Linked DNA regions of Homo sapiens: region 2 is linked to region 1. A link is an interaction called in ENCODE POLR2A ChIA-PET data of the cell type or tissue named here. Cell type or tissue: K562. All regions are shown on one strand. Each heading gives the region's core, and the rest is flanking DNA. Links, peaks and the distances in the headings are about the cores only.

Region 1 (7,456 bases), core at 3,457-7,456:
TATAGTCAGTGTTCTGAGGATAATTCTCCCTCAACTTTATAATGAATAGAAAGATACTATAAAACAGGACAGAAAAAAGAAATGGAAAACAAGTCAACTAAGAGTCTGTACAATCCTCAGCTTAGGAGGGAGTATGTTTTAATACTGATGAGCTGTGATCCCCTATTTCAGAATCTCCTGGGGTGCCTCCTAAATATGTAAATTCTTAAGCCTTCCTACCATTCTATTGAACCAAACTTTTTTTTTTTTTTTTGAGAGACAACCTCTCACTCTGTCACCCAGGCTGGGGTGCAGTGGCATGATCTCGGCTCACGGCAACCTCCGCATCCCAGGCTCAAGTGATCCTTCCACCTCAGCCTCCCAAGTAGCTGGGACTACAGGCACACACCACCACACCTGGCTAATTTTTGCATTTTTTTGTAGAAACGAGATTTCGCCATGTTGCCCAGGCTGGTCTCAAAACTCCTGAGCTCAAGTGATCTGCCCACTTGGCCTCCCAAAGTGCTGGGATTACAGGCATAAGCCACAGTGCCTAGCTTGGGTCTACATTTTTAACAATCACTCCAGATCAGTGATTCTCAACTGGTGCAATTTTGCCTCCCAGGGGACATTTGTCAATGTCTGGAGACATTTTTGATTGTCACAACTGGGAGAGGAGGTACTACTGGCACCTACTAGGTAGAGGCCAGGGATGCTGTTAAACATCATACAATACTCGAGGCAGCCTCCCACAACAAAGAATTATCCAGCCCAACATGTCAATATCAAAGAGGTTAAAAAGCCCTGCCCCAAGTAATTCTGATGACCATTAAAGTTTGAGAAGTACTCATCCCAGCCTTAAACCAGACTTGGAAAAGGAAGGAGTATCTAGACAGATGATACTGAGAGAATAAATGAAACCTCTGCAGTCTCTAAAAAGGGCGTTGAAGCAACACTCACCTTATCACATATCATTCTCCCCACATTAAATCACACTTCCTTTGGGACTGTAGCCCATTTCCCCATATGTGAAAGAAGATCACTACAAGACACACTGACTATAGTATCCACAATACTTAGTGATGGAGATGAAAATCTTATGTAGCTATCTGTCCAAGAGTTGTGGCTAAGTCAAAGAAAATATTACCATTATCTGACCATGAGCCATTCACCCAATATACAAAGGAGGCAACACGTTTTTGTTTTGTTTCATTTTGAGACAGTGTCTCACTGTGTCGCCCAGGCTGGAGTGCAATGGCACGATTTCAGTTCACTGCAACCTCCGCTTCCTGGGTTCCAGCAATTCTCCTGCCTCAGCCTCCCAAGTAGCTGGGACTACAGGCGCATGCCACCACACCCAGCTAATTTTAGTATTTTTTTGTAGAGTCAGGGCTTCACCAAGTTGGCCAGGCTGGTCTCGAACTCATCTTAAGTTATCCGCCTGCCTCAGCCTCCCAAAGTGCTGAGATTACAGGCATGAGCCACCGCACCCAGCTGAGACAACATGTTTATATCAAGCCAGCAATAGTCCCCTACCCTGACTTTCCAGTAAGTCTCCTGTCCTGATCTCCTAAAAATTCCCTAGTTTCTCTAGATACAGGGTTTTTTAAAAAACCTTTACGCAAAAGTTACCTGCTCCCTAAGCCTCTCTGCAGGACCTAACATACTACCTGGAGGTAAACATTAGCACTATAAGAACTTAAGGAGAATGCAGTTTTTCTATCTCCAAGCCCCAGCCCTTCAAGCTATCTCCTAATATGCCTCTCACTTTCTTTTTTTTTTTCCTTTGTGAAGAATGTGGGCATCATTCTTTCTTCTTTTCTAAAAGCCCCAGGTATTTAGCTCACTTGCTAGATCACATCCTACTGTTCCACATGGTTCCTTAGCACAGCTTCTTTCAGTAGCATGGGACAGGTTCCCCCACTTCCATCCAAAAGACTGGCTCTAAGACAAGCAAATAACCCCTTTCTATTTTAATGAATTTCTACTGCTAGTTCACTCCAAGGATTCTATAGATCCAAAATGAAAATAGGGCTGGCACGGTGGCTCACGCCTGTAATCCCAGTACTTTGGGAGGCTGAGGCGGGCGGATCACTTGAGGTCAGGAGTTCCAGACCAGCCTGGCCAACATGCAGAAACCCCGTCTCTACTAAAAATACAAAAATTAGCCACGCATCGTGGCAAGTGCCTGTAATCCCAGCTACTCAGGAGGCTGAGGCAGGAGAATTGCTTGAACCCAGGAGGCGGAGGTTGCAGTGAGCCAAGATCGCGCCACTGCACTCCAGCCTGGGGGATAGAGCGAGACTCTGTTTCCAAAAAAAAAGAAAGAAAGAAAATAGAGTAGGGCCTGCAACTTTTTTTTTTTTTTTTTGAGATAGGGTCTCAAGGCTGAAGTGCAGTGGCACAATCATGGCTCACTGCAGCCTCAGGGATCCTCTGACCTCAGCCTCCTGGGTAGCTGGGACTACAGGCACATGCCACCAGGCCTGGCTAACTTTTCATATTTTTTGTAGAGATTGAGTTTCACCATGTTGCCCAGGTTGGTCTCAAACTCCTGGGCTCAAGCAATCCTCCCACCTAGGCCCCCCAAAGTGCTAGAATTACAGGCATGAGCCACTGCACCCGGCCCCAACCTATTTTTACAATGAGGATATTACTTTGCCCAAAGTAACACAACTAGTAAGTGATAAAGCCATTAAATCTTTCTCTCTGGTAGCGCTTCTCCCTATCAGAATGTCCTGTTAGTGCAAAACATCAGGAGCTAACTAGACCATTAAAAACCAGATTCACTGTAATCCCAGCTACTCGGGAGTCTGAGGCACGAGAATCGCTTGAACCCGGGAGGCGGTGGTTGCAACGAGCTGAGATCGCGCCACTGTACTCCAGCCTGGGCGATAGAGCCAGACTCAGTCTCAAAAAATAAAAAAAATAGAGCCAGGCGCTGTGGCTCATGCCTGTAATCCCAACACTTTGGGAGGCCGAGGAGGGCAGATCACAAGGTCAGGAGATTGAGACCATCCTGGCTAACACGGTGAAACCCCGTCTCTACTAAAAATACAAAAAAACAAAAATTAGCCAGGCGTGGTGGTGGGCACCTGTAGTCCCAGCTACTCGGGAGGCTGAGGCAAGAGAATGGCTGAACCCGAGAGGTGGAGCTTGCAGTAAGCCGAGATCGCGCCACTGCACTCCAGCCCCAGCCTGGGCAACAGAGCAAGACTCTGTCTCAAATAAATAAATAAATACATACATACATAAATAAATAAAAAGATTCAGTTAAAGTTACACTTCTATAGAAACTCCAAACTGACATCCATAATATCAACACTCCCATTTTATCCAAGAAAAGTCACCAAATGTGGTGGCTCAAGTCGGTAATCCCAACACTCTTGGAGGCCGAGGCAGGTGGATCACTTGAGGTCGGGAGTTCGAAACCAGCCTGGCCAACATGGTAAAACCCCATCTCTACTAAATATACAAAAATTAGTCAGCGTGGTGGCACATGCCTGTAGTCCCAGCCACTTGGGATGCTGAGGCACGAGAATTGCTTGAACCTGGGAGGTAGAGGTTGCGCTGAGCTGAGATCACGCCACTGCACTCCAGCCTGGGTGACAGAACAAGACTCCATCTCAGAAAAAAAAAAAAAAAAAGGCCAGGCATGGTGGCTCACGCCTGTAATCTCAGCACTTTGGGAGGCCGAGGCAGATCACTTAAGAGTAAGAATTCAAGGCTGTCCTGGCCAACATGGTGAAACCCTGCCTCTACTAAAAATATAAAAATTAGCTGGGCATGGTGGCAAGCACCTGTAATCCCAGCTATTCAAGAGGCTGAGGCAGGAGAATCACTTGAACCCGGGAGAGGGAGGTTGCAGTGAGCAAAGATTGTGCCACTTGTACTCCACCCTGCTGGGCGACAGAGCAAGACTCTGTCTCAAAAAAAAAAAAAAAAAGAAAGAAAGAAAAGTCAAGTGGGCGCAGTGGCTCATGCCTGTAATATCAGCACTTTGGGAGGCCAAGGCCGGCGGATCATCTGAGGTCAAGAGTTCGAGACCAGCCTGGCCAACACTGTGAAACACCATCTCTACTAAAAATACAAAAAGTAGCTGGGTGTGGTGGAGGGGGTCTGTAATCCCAGCTACTCAGGAGGCTGAGGCAGGAGAATCACTTGAACCCAAGAGGCGGAAGTTGCAGTGAGCCAAGACTGGGCCACTGCACTACAGCCTGGGCAACAGAGGGAGACTCCATTTCGGAAAAAAAAAAAAAAGAAAAAGAAAAAGAAAGAAGTCAGTCAACTCAGGACATCACCTGACAAGCATCATCTCTATTTTCTAGAAGCTAGGACAGAACCAGACTGATTAAGGAAGCACACAAACCACTACAAGGCAGGGTCCATAGCTTGTGTGCTCTAGACAATGCTCCCCTCAGAATGGGTGTTCAGCCTATACCTGAAAATGGAAGTAACTCAGAGACTTTCCCAAGACTAAGAAGCAAATGGCAAAACCAGGACTATTCCCAGGTATCAGCCAGTCTGTACCTACTACAGGTCAACTAGCTTCACAAAAGACAATTTAATCTGGTCCCATCAGCATCTACTCAGTTTGCCTAATGTTACAAATGATCAATGAAGATGAGCTCTCGTTCATTTAAATAAACATGACCACCTTTGGTTCCCTTTCAAATTATCCTACACAAGAAGGAAGGCATTCCTCCTTCCGAAGGGGGAACCAGCTCCAAATTGACAGTATTTCAGGAAATTCTGATTAGAAACCACATTTTCTGACACATCCCAGAATGAAAATTCATGGTAAGATCTTCTCAATGAGCAGGAGATTCCTGTAAATTAATACTTTCTCCTGCTCCAGCCCTGAACTTATTCAAACGGCACACTGTCACTCATATCTTCTCATTTCTTCCCCTGCTCAATTATACAAGCCTCATGAACACCACCTAAATATAAAATGAAAATTATAAGATAAAGTCCCATAATCATCTTCTTCCCCCACTCCCCCGCCCCACCGAAAGACAGTCTCCCTCTGTTGCCCAAGCTGGAATGCAGTGGCACAATCACAGCTCACTGCAGCCTCAACCTCCTGGGCTTACACGACCCTCCCACCTCAGCCTCCTTAGTAGCTGGCACTACAGGCTCACACTGCCACACCCGGCTCATTTTTGTATTTTTTGTAGAGACAGGGTTTTGCTATCTTGCCCAGGCTAATCTTGAACTCTTGAGCTCAAGCAATCCACCAGCCTCGGCCTCCCAAAGTGCTGGGATTACAGGCATGAGACACCTTGCCTGACCCCATAATCTTCATAAAGGAAGCCCAAAAGGTACCTGCAATCTTGCAAAGTAAACTGATTTCCTGCTACTTGAATAACACTTATTAAGACCTTATAAATTACATAAGCATAGTGTAAGACAGAAAGGGACCAAAAAATTACTAAATTACAGTCCCTGCCTTGAGAAGCTCACTATTAAGTGGAGGAAGTGCATAATCTGCTACTTCCTTATAGACAAATAAAATAAACATTTTTTTTTCCCCAAGACTTTTTTCATATATGCCCTCACTCAAAGCTGGTGCCAATACATTAAGCTCACCAGGTCTCTCACTTCCAGCTGCCTACTAAGGTCTCCATCGGTACATCCTACAAGCAACCTGAGCTCGGCATACCAAACCATATCCCCTATGCCTCTTTCCATACCCTAACCTTTGGAAACCTGCTCTACTTTTTCTAATCCATATCCTGTCAATGAAATCCCCATACATCCACTCTCTCAAATTAGAAATCCTAGCCCACTCTCTTCCTAAGAAGTTGAATCAATCTCAGAAGTACAGTATTTCCAAAATCCCCTCCTCTTCATTCCCACAGCTACACTTTCTTCAGACTCTCAGTCAATTGCAACAACTCTAATTAGTCTCACTGCCTCATTCTTCATTACTTTAATCTGCATTTCTGTCACTCCCTAACTTAAAAAAAACTCCTCAGAAGCTAAAAAAAAAAAAAAAAAAAAAAAAAGAGAAAAAAATTCCAATGACTCCCCACTTTCTTTTCAGTCTCACCTCCTAGCAGTTTCCCCACCACACATCCTGTTTGGGACAAATTTCTGAGATTTAAAATAATTTTTTTTCCTCTCACATCCTCACCAAGCCTTTGCAAGTACTGTTCTCTCCAAATGAAATGCCTTTTCTTTTTCAGAGATGGGGTCTCGCCATGTTGAGCCAGCTCGTCTCAAACTCCTGGGCTCAGGCAATCTACCTGCCTAGGCCTCCCAAAGTGCTAGGATTACAGGTATAAGCCACCAGGCCGAGTAAAAATGCCTTTTCTTACTTGTGCAATCTCCTACTCATCCTTCAACACCCAACTCAAGTATCTCCCCCCTGCAAAGATTTCCCTGACTCTCCCAAGCAATGGCAGTATTCCCATTACACTGTATAAATTTTTTTTTTTTTTTTTGAGAGGGAGTCTCGCTCTGTCGCCCAGGCTGGAGTGCAGTGGCACCATCCCGGCTCACTGCAAGCTCCGCCTCCTGGGTTCATGCCATTCTCCTGCCTCAGCCTCCTAGTAGCTGGCACTACAGGCGCCCGCCACCACACCCGGCTAATTTTTTGTATTTTTAGTAGAGACGGGGTTTCACCATGTTAGCCAGGATGGTCTTGATCTCCTGACCTTGTGATCCGCCGGCCTCCGCCTCCCAAAGTTACATAGTAAGTGCTCAATAAATGTGTTGAATAAACAGTTCACCCTTATATATCCTGGATCAATTTTTGGCCATTTTCCCCAAATGTTACAGATTCCTAAACTGTGCTCAGTGTGAGATTCCAAATTTCATAATGACTGCTTTGAGGTTTTCACCTTGTTTTAATTATCCAAATGTTGAACAAGTCGGCTGGGGGCAGTGACTCACTCCTGTAATCCCAGCACTTTGGGAGGCTGAGACGGGTGGATCACGAGGTCAGGAGTTGGAGACCAGCCTGGCCAATATGGTGAAACTCCGTCATTACTAAAAACACAAAAATTAGCCAGGCATGGTGGTGCGCGCCTGTAGTCACAGCTACTCAGAAGGCTAAGGCAGAAGAATCGCTGGAACCCGAGAGACGGAGGTTGCAGTGAGCCAAGATCATGCCACTGCACTCCAGCCTGGGCGACAGAGCGAGACTCCGTCTCAAAAAAAAAAAAAAAAAGTTGAACAATAAATTGTAATACCTAAAAGTCCAATGAAAACACCTTAAAGGCTTCTCTAGTCACTGAAATGGGTATTCCCCCTTTACAGTCGTAACAAGAGGGATCCCTCTTTCCCTTGACTGTGATCTGATATCCTGAAAGTCTTCACACAGAAGCTATTGTGCACACAAATCCAACTTAAGGTACACCCAAAATAATTCCAATCCTGCTAAGTTACGGGCAGGGACACAAATCATATTTACCCTAGTTTACAAAGCAACTAAAGGATAGCAAAGAAAAAGCTCTCACTAAGCTCAAAA
Region 2 (7,456 bases), core at 1,693-5,692, 480 kb before region 1:
GACACCCTTCCCCTAGGCCCTATGAGTCTGTTTCCTACTGCTGCATAACAGATTATCACAAACTCTGCCCCTTAAACCAACACCAACTTATGATCTCACAGTGCTGTAGGTCAGCAGTCTGAGCAGGCTCAGCCCAGTTCTCTGCTTAGGGTCCCACAAGGCTGAAATCCAGGTGTTGCCAGCCTGGGCTCTTCGCTGGTGGCTCTGGGAAAGGCTGCATCCACACACATTCTTGTTGCTGGTGGAATTCAGTTCCTTGTGGCTGTAGGACTGTTTCCCTGCTGGCTGTCAGCCAGGGCTGCTTTTCAAGGATGCTCTCTGGCCTTTCTCCTGCTTCAAATCTCTCTGACTGCCCTTCTGCTACCAGCCAGAGAAAGCTCTTTGCTTTTAAAGAGTTCATGTGATTAGACTAGGTCCTTTTGCCGTATAATGTGACATGACCACATGAGTGACACCTCATCACAGTCATACCCACACTCAAACGGGAGATAATCCAAAGGCAAAGATAACTGGGGGTGATCCTTTGAATCCTGCCCAGCACACTTAGCTTCTGGGGTGGGGTGGAAGCATGCCTTACTCCTAGGTCCAGCCCTCCTGACCTCTGAGAGACCTTGAACCAGGGCATATCCCATCTCTGGGCCTCAGTTTCCTCTTTTATAAATGGGGTAAGGGGGCTGGATGGCATCTAAAATTCCTCCCAGGTCCCAAATACTAACTGTGACACAGGGGATGGGGAATTCAGATCCCTTGACTGGGGGGCCCCACTGACCATGGAAGAGCAGGACTGTGTTGCCCTCCAGCAGCACCCCCATCCCAACCTCCCACAGGGCCTTGCTAGGGACAGCAGGATCGGTGACAGCCACACAGCACAGCAAAGGTGCCCAGCATAAGGCGGCCAGCTCCCCCGCTGAGCTGAGCTGTGGGCAAGTGGAGAGGCTGCTTCTGTAGCCAGAGACCACAGTGCCTGTGAGGCCCCATAGACCATGATGGGTCTATTATGGAGCCTGCACAGGGCAAGGTGGGCTGGATGTACTTGGGAGTGGGGTGGGGCAAAGTCCATGTTGGGTGGGCAACAACCCTCCTACCTCTCCACTCAAGCTGGTTTCCAGGCTCCTCTCCCAGATCCATCTCATCAGTCCTGATCTCAGCTTCTGCATCTCCAAAAGGGCCTTCTCAGGCTCCTCCTGCCCCTCCCACCTGGCCCTAGCTGGACAAGGGGCATTGACTTCAGCATCCTAGGCCCTCTGAGAGTCCCAATCATCCAGCCCCACCTGCTTCACTCCTCATCTTTCTCCCAGGCCCCTCCTACCCTCCCCAGGTGCCACTTTCAGTTCTGCCTACAAGCTGCCCTTCAGGGGTCCCCATTCCCCCAGGCTCCCACCAAGGCCCAGCAGAGGGGGCTGGAAGGAGCCCCTCCCCAACTCCATCCAAGCGCGGGAGCTGGGTAAGAGGCGGGGAAATGAATATTAATTTATCATGATTAGGCAAATCCGGCAGGGAGAGCCGATTCCGGCGGAGGAGGCTAAAAAGATGAATTTCAGCAATAAAATTAAATAAGGACGGACGGGCAGCCCCTCCTCCCTCCCGCTTTGCTGATCTCTCTCTTTCTTACAATTTATGAGGCCAATTATGAAGATGAGGTTGGAAGTTCCTGGAACTTCACTAAATGCAAACGGCGGTCCCTGCTGTTCCCATCAAATTAATTAACCGCGCGCTATTGATGGCCGCTCAAGGCTGACGCAGGCGGCCCACCCTGCGGCCTCCTCCATGGACACGAGGACACAGGGTCCGGGGGCCCAGCCAGGACTCCACCTGCAGTAGGGACTCCAGCACCACTGGGGACTTCCAGGGACCCCCCACCTCCTTCTACCCAAGGCCTTGCCTGAGCCCTTAACAACGCAGGGCCTCCACCAAGACCTAAACAGACAGGGCCACACGGTCACATGCCCAGGGTTGAGCACACACACACTCAGATACAAAATCATGAACATACAGCACAGACGCAGGGGCCGGGAATGTGCATTAGGCACACACATGCCCCTGCAGTGGAACATGAACACACATATGCAGGGGCACTACACACACAACAACAACCACCCAGCTGAGGGAACCGGAGCAAAGGATGGGGGAGGTGCGCTGTGTCTGGGGCTCTGGGCCTGCTCCATCAGGGCCAGGCTGAGTCCAGCAGGGCAAAGGTGCCACCATTGCTAAGAGGCTCCACTCAAGCAACGGCCAGTAGCCTGCCTTCCCTGGGGTCCGTACTGCCCTCCAGGGGCAACCTCGGGCCCCTACCCATGGCCCCTCAGCCCCTGGGGCCTTGCTTCATCTCCAGGCCTGGGGCCTTCTTCAGGGATGTTCCCTGCAGTGTGGGGACCAGGTCTTGCCGAACAGAGCCTCAGGCCAGTTTGGGACTTCATCCCTGAGGACTCCCCAGTTCCAGAGCTCAGAAGCAGTACTCCCCAGTGGCTCAAGAGTTCTGGAAAACTAAGGGCAGAGCAGACATAAGGCCAAAGGCACCTGCGGCTGAGCCCATCAAGGCCTGCAAGCCTGGTAGCAGCAGGTGCCCCAACAGCAGTAACTTGCATGGGAGGCCACTCCCTCAGATAACAGGGGAGGGCCTGGAAAGGGGCGCCCCTGTTTGGGGAGCCCAAGTCTTCTCCAAGCCACAGTCCTCCATCCTGGCAAGAGGCATCCCATTCCATTTAAAGGGAGAGTAATTCCATGATTCTCCTGGAGAAGCAAGACAATGGGCCTGGGTTTGCCTTTCCCAGCCATTGGAACTGTAGGATGGGACACAGCTAGACTTGCCTACCTTGTCATGCCCACTCCAGGTGATGCCTGGGAAGCCCCTGTCCCATGCCCACACCTGCCCTGTGAGCAGCTGGAACCCAGGAGGAAAGGCCAGGGCCTGTCTCGCTCCCCTTTCCCGGTGCCCACGTCTGCCTTGTGAGCAGCTGGAACCCAGGAGGAAAGGCCGGGGCCTGTCTTGCTCCCCTTTTAGTGTAGGTCTAAGGTCAAGACTGAGGTCCCCACCCCAGGCCCTGGGAAAAGATGAAGCTCCAAGCTCAGTAGGGGTGGGGCAGAGCAGCCCAGCGGGGACTTGCATCTTGCACAGTGTCAAGAAGAAACTGAAATTAGGGAGGCTCAGACTGAACATGTGGCAGCCCTGGGCTCATGTGAGGCTCCCCCTTCCCCACACACTTCAGAGGATGCCCTCTACCTCACAGCAGGGCCTGCTCACACTTGCTGTCCCTCTGCCTTTGTACAGGGAGAGCCCAACACGCACTCGGTCTATTGGGTTTCTGCAGTCACATTAACAAATTACACCAACTTACTGGCTTAAACACCACAGTCATTATCTCACAGTTCCACCAGCTCAAAATCCAACAGGGCTCCCTGAGATAAGGCCAGACATCAGCAGAGCTGCCATCCTTCTGGAGGCTCTAGAGTAGAAGCTGTTCCTTGGCTTCTCTGACTCTTAGAGGCTGCTCACACTTGGCTGGAGACCTTTCCCCATCTTCAAAGCCAGAAACTTCGCATCTCTCTGACCTTTCCTCGTCAAGTCTCTCTTTGATTGTAGATTGTAGCTTTTTTTTTTTTTTTTTTTTTTTTTGAGACAGGGTCTCACTCTGTTACAACTCAGGCTGGAGTGCAGTGGTGTAATCTCAGCTCATTGGAACCTCTGCACCTCTGCCTCCCAGGCTCAGGTGATCCTCCCACTTCAGCCTCCCAAGTAGCTGGGATTATAGGCACCACTAGGTCTGGCCATGCCTAGCTAACTTTTGAATTTTTTTTTTTTTTTTTTTGGTAGAGATGGGGTTTTGCCATGTTGACCAGGCTGGTCTCAAACTCCCAGGCTCAAGCAATCAACCCGCCTTGGCCTCGCAAAGTGTTGGGATTACAGGCGTCAGCCACCACACCCGGCCCTGACTGTAGCTCTTAAGAACTCATGTTTACACTGGGCCCACAGGATTACTCAGCATAATCACCTCATCTCAAAATGCTTAAGCTTCATCACAACTGCAAAGTCCCTCTAGCCAACTAAGGTGACATATTCACAGGTTCCAGGGATTAAGACATGGACATCTTCAGTGGACCATTATTCTGCCTGCCACACGTGGCCTGTCCAAGGACAACCCTGGCTCAGGGACAGAGTGATGAAGAACTGGGCTGGAGCAGGGAGCAGGCTTGTGGGGTCTCTCTGCCTACTCCAGGCCAGGTGGTGACTGGGTGGTAGGTGTGCGGGGTGCTCAGCTGCTGGACAGGACCCCAGTTACCACCAGGGCCCTGAAATGGAGTCTCTCTCCATTCAGGATGAATGGGAGACTGGGCTGAAAGCCTGTTCGAGAACCTGGTTCAGCGCTAAAGTGCCTGGGAACCCCCAATATTCATATTCCTTGCTTACTTGGACTCAGAGAACCTCATTTCACCTCATTTTACCTCCAAACTGGGCAGCCTTTCTCAAGACTCAGAAATCCCTCCATTAGCTCCTCTGCCTCAGTGGCTCTTCTCCTGGGCTTCTGTGTCAGACTGGGCAGCTGAAGGGACACCCAGATGGGTCACTGGAGGTGGGGCATGCTCCCTCTTTATCCCACGACTTTGTGTTGCCCTGGCCAGGAGGTGGGACCAAGAGTCTGCATGGTTTCAAGGCAGTCTCTGAATTCTGAGTCTCCTGGGGGAAGGAGTTAAGGCAGATGGGGAGGGATGTCAAGAATGGAGGTCAGACCCTGATTTCAGACAAAGAAGTAAGCGGCATCCCTCCCTGCAGTTCTGGGACCTCCCTGTGTGTAGGAAAACTTGGGCGAGCTACTCTATGGCCTGCTGCACACTGGTTCCCTCCACCCCCAGCCCTGGAGGTCCTGTTCCTTGGGCCTGGAGCAGGCTGCGGCAAAAGGAGAGAAGCAACTTCCACATTTGGACCCAGACACGCATCTTTGGACTTCTGCTGACTCCAACTCTTGCTGGGGACAGCAGCAGGCACTGAGGGACCAGTCCAGAGTGGGACCAAAAGCAAGCCTTCACACCCGGGGGCCCAGGCTTTCCCCAGCCCCTCTCCTATCTACCCAGGCCCCCACTGTGGCTCTTGGCAGCCATGTGTCCCTGGCAGTAGACACTCTCAGGGGAGAGGCTCGCCCCTCTAGAAGGCTTCTGGGCTTTTGATTGGCCATCTCTTGGGTTGGTGCTGAGCTGCGAAAGGGCCCTCCAGGTCCTGTGGGCTTCTGATTCCTTTCCCAACATGATCAGTGCTGGGAAGACCCCCTGACTTACACTTCAGGGGTATGAGCTTGAGTTGGGGGGCCTACTCCCAGGCTGCTAGGATCCCATGATCGAGACCAGGCAGACAAAGGCTGGCTCCGGGACTCTGCAAGTTACCAACAGAAATGTAGCCCACCCAGCACACTCAAGGTGGGATCCCCCTGTGGAGCCAAAGCTGCCCTCACGCGTCACCACCCAACTCCCAGCATGGGGCCTCTCCAGGCTCCTCCTCCAATACAGTCTCCTTCTGACTCTGTGCCCACTCCTCCTCATACTTGGGCTGCCTGAAGCTCCTTCCATGACCCCACTCCCCCACCAAGTCTCCCTGCCCTGTGAAACAGCCTCAGGAAGACATCCCGCACTCCCCAGCGGGACCTGCTCCTGTCTGCTCTATCAAACCAAGCTCTGCTTCCAGTCCTCTGCCAGCCCAGCCTGCTCCTGACTCCCAGCACACAGTGTCCTCTCTAAAGCTGTTCCTTAATTGTCCCCAAACAGAGCCTGCTGACTCCTCTCAGAGGCAATTTCCCTGCCAGTCTGCCTCTCTCCTCCTCCGGGAAGCCTTCCCTGGCCGCCCATCCCTGTGTACACGGTCACCATTTAGTTGTTCCTAATGGTTTCCTGAGTCTTGTCACTTTTGCTCATGTCCCCTGATAGCCTGGTCTAAGGTAGGGCCTGCAGAAGATGCTGATGACTAGATAGGAGCTCTGGGTGCCTGGCTCCAACATTCTCCCTGGTCACAGCCACTGCTGTCCTTGCTGTGAGTTTAGGAGCTGACTCAGGCCAGTCCTGTCTGGAGGGCAGTTAACACAGCCTTTCTGGGCTCCTCTTTTCAGTTCCCATCTCTGTCGTCCCTGCCTGGGTGGAACAAGGTAGCCAGAGGCTGCAGCAGCTCAGACACCAGGCAGGTTCAATGTCAAATGCACTTTACTGGGCCCCTGGGCCTCCCAACACTGTCCTCACCAAGGCTGGGGCACCCCATTCCCAGCACCACCAGCTGCCCAGGAAGCAGGACGGATAGAGGGAACACATGTGGAATGGCTGTTCTCCTACCCCAGAGGGTGCCGGATGATGTTGACAGCACGGCTGCTTCCCTCTCCCCTGCAGCTTCTGTCCCCACCCAGCAGCTTGGCCTTTCCCATAGCAGGGAAGGGGGATACCTGGGGCTTCAAACCAGCCACCTGCTCCTGCTTAAAATGGGGCAAGGGGCCATTTGCAAAATTCTTCGAGGGGCAGTGGTGAGGTAGAAGGGGTGGCAGCCTGCTCCTGTCTGGGAGAGGGCTGGGCAGACACTGGGAGCCGGGCAGACACTGGGAGCCGGGCTGGCTCTTGCTTCAGGCCCAGAGCCCTGGGCCCTGCTCGCTGAGGAAGCTGGTGGTTGGAGCGGCGAGGTTCAGCCAGCTGAGGCTGGAGGGAGTACTGGGTGGCCAGGAGGGGTAGCCAGTCCAACTCGGCTCTCCTCAGCACCCCCAGCCATGGGTCACCAGTCCCGCTCAGCAGGTTCTCGGTAGGGGAGGCCTAAGAGCCTGAAGACATCCTTCTCAGTGGGAGTGGGCAGCACTCGGCCAGGCCCCACCTTGCAGCCATGGGTGTTCCGGACCACAGCAGTGCTGAGGGCATGTTCTGACAGACTCATGCCCTTGGTTTTGGCCAGGGCTCGCATGGAGCGGTTGAAGTGTGCAGAGCCGGTGAAGTAGAGCAGGGCACAGGCAAACTCGCTATAGGGCACCACGATGATGTCCAGGCGCCGGTGCCGCCGCCCTGGCCCTGGGAGCCGGCACACCCCCAAGTACTTCTGTTGCTGACCATTCTCCTCTTGGCTCACCAAGTCATCTGTGAGGAACCCTGGCCCAACAGAGGGGACTGCTGGGAGGGCAGGGAACCAGGCCTGGGCTGTCCCATCCTCCCAGGTCTCTCCTGATGTCTAAGCTGGGGCTTGCCCAGGTATTAGCTGGGTGACACTACCCTCTCTGGGCCCTTCTCCTTTTCTGTAAAACATGGATAGTAATTCCCATCTCCCCCATAGTGTCACAGAAAGATCAGATGAGATACTTGGCCTGCAGGGTTCACTGAGCACCTCCACATAGGTGTGGCGGGGCTGTTCCATCTCTCCCTGGAGAGGATTCCGGCCCCGATAGAGAGATGGGATGCTGGCAAAGCACTGTTCCCCTGCTTCCTGCCTCAGGACTGGAACTTCTGAGGT

What was found. ChIA-PET counts read pairs that join two places held together with the same protein. Peaks named below come from ENCODE experiments on the same cell type or tissue, not always from the same donor. Only the 100,000 strongest peaks of a DNase experiment are listed, where the experiment ranks them.
Region 2: POLR2A ChIA-PET joins it to region 1 with 5 read pairs; 3 of 35 experiments call an interaction of 5 or more read pairs at or near these places.

Annotation. Positions count from the first base shown.
Region 1 is chr10:102,047,250-102,054,705 of GRCh38, forward strand. All of the region lies in intron 1 of ARMH3 (armadillo like helical domain containing 3), which reads right to left. Among named protein-coding and RNA genes, the nearest start is that of ARMH3, 5.2 kb to the right of the region's middle. In K562, for the core only: no CTCF peak of the experiment used is centred there; no DNase peak of the experiment used is centred there; H3K4me3 peaks cover 196 bases.
Region 2 is chr10:101,572,720-101,580,175 of GRCh38, forward strand. POLL (DNA polymerase lambda) reads right to left here. Exons shown (of 9, transcript NM_001174084.2): 9 at 6,163-7,098. The coding sequence ends at 6,734. Among named protein-coding and RNA genes, the nearest start is that of POLL, 12 kb to the right of the region's middle. In K562, for the core only: no CTCF peak of the experiment used is centred there; DNase peaks (open chromatin) are centred at 3,382 and 3,975.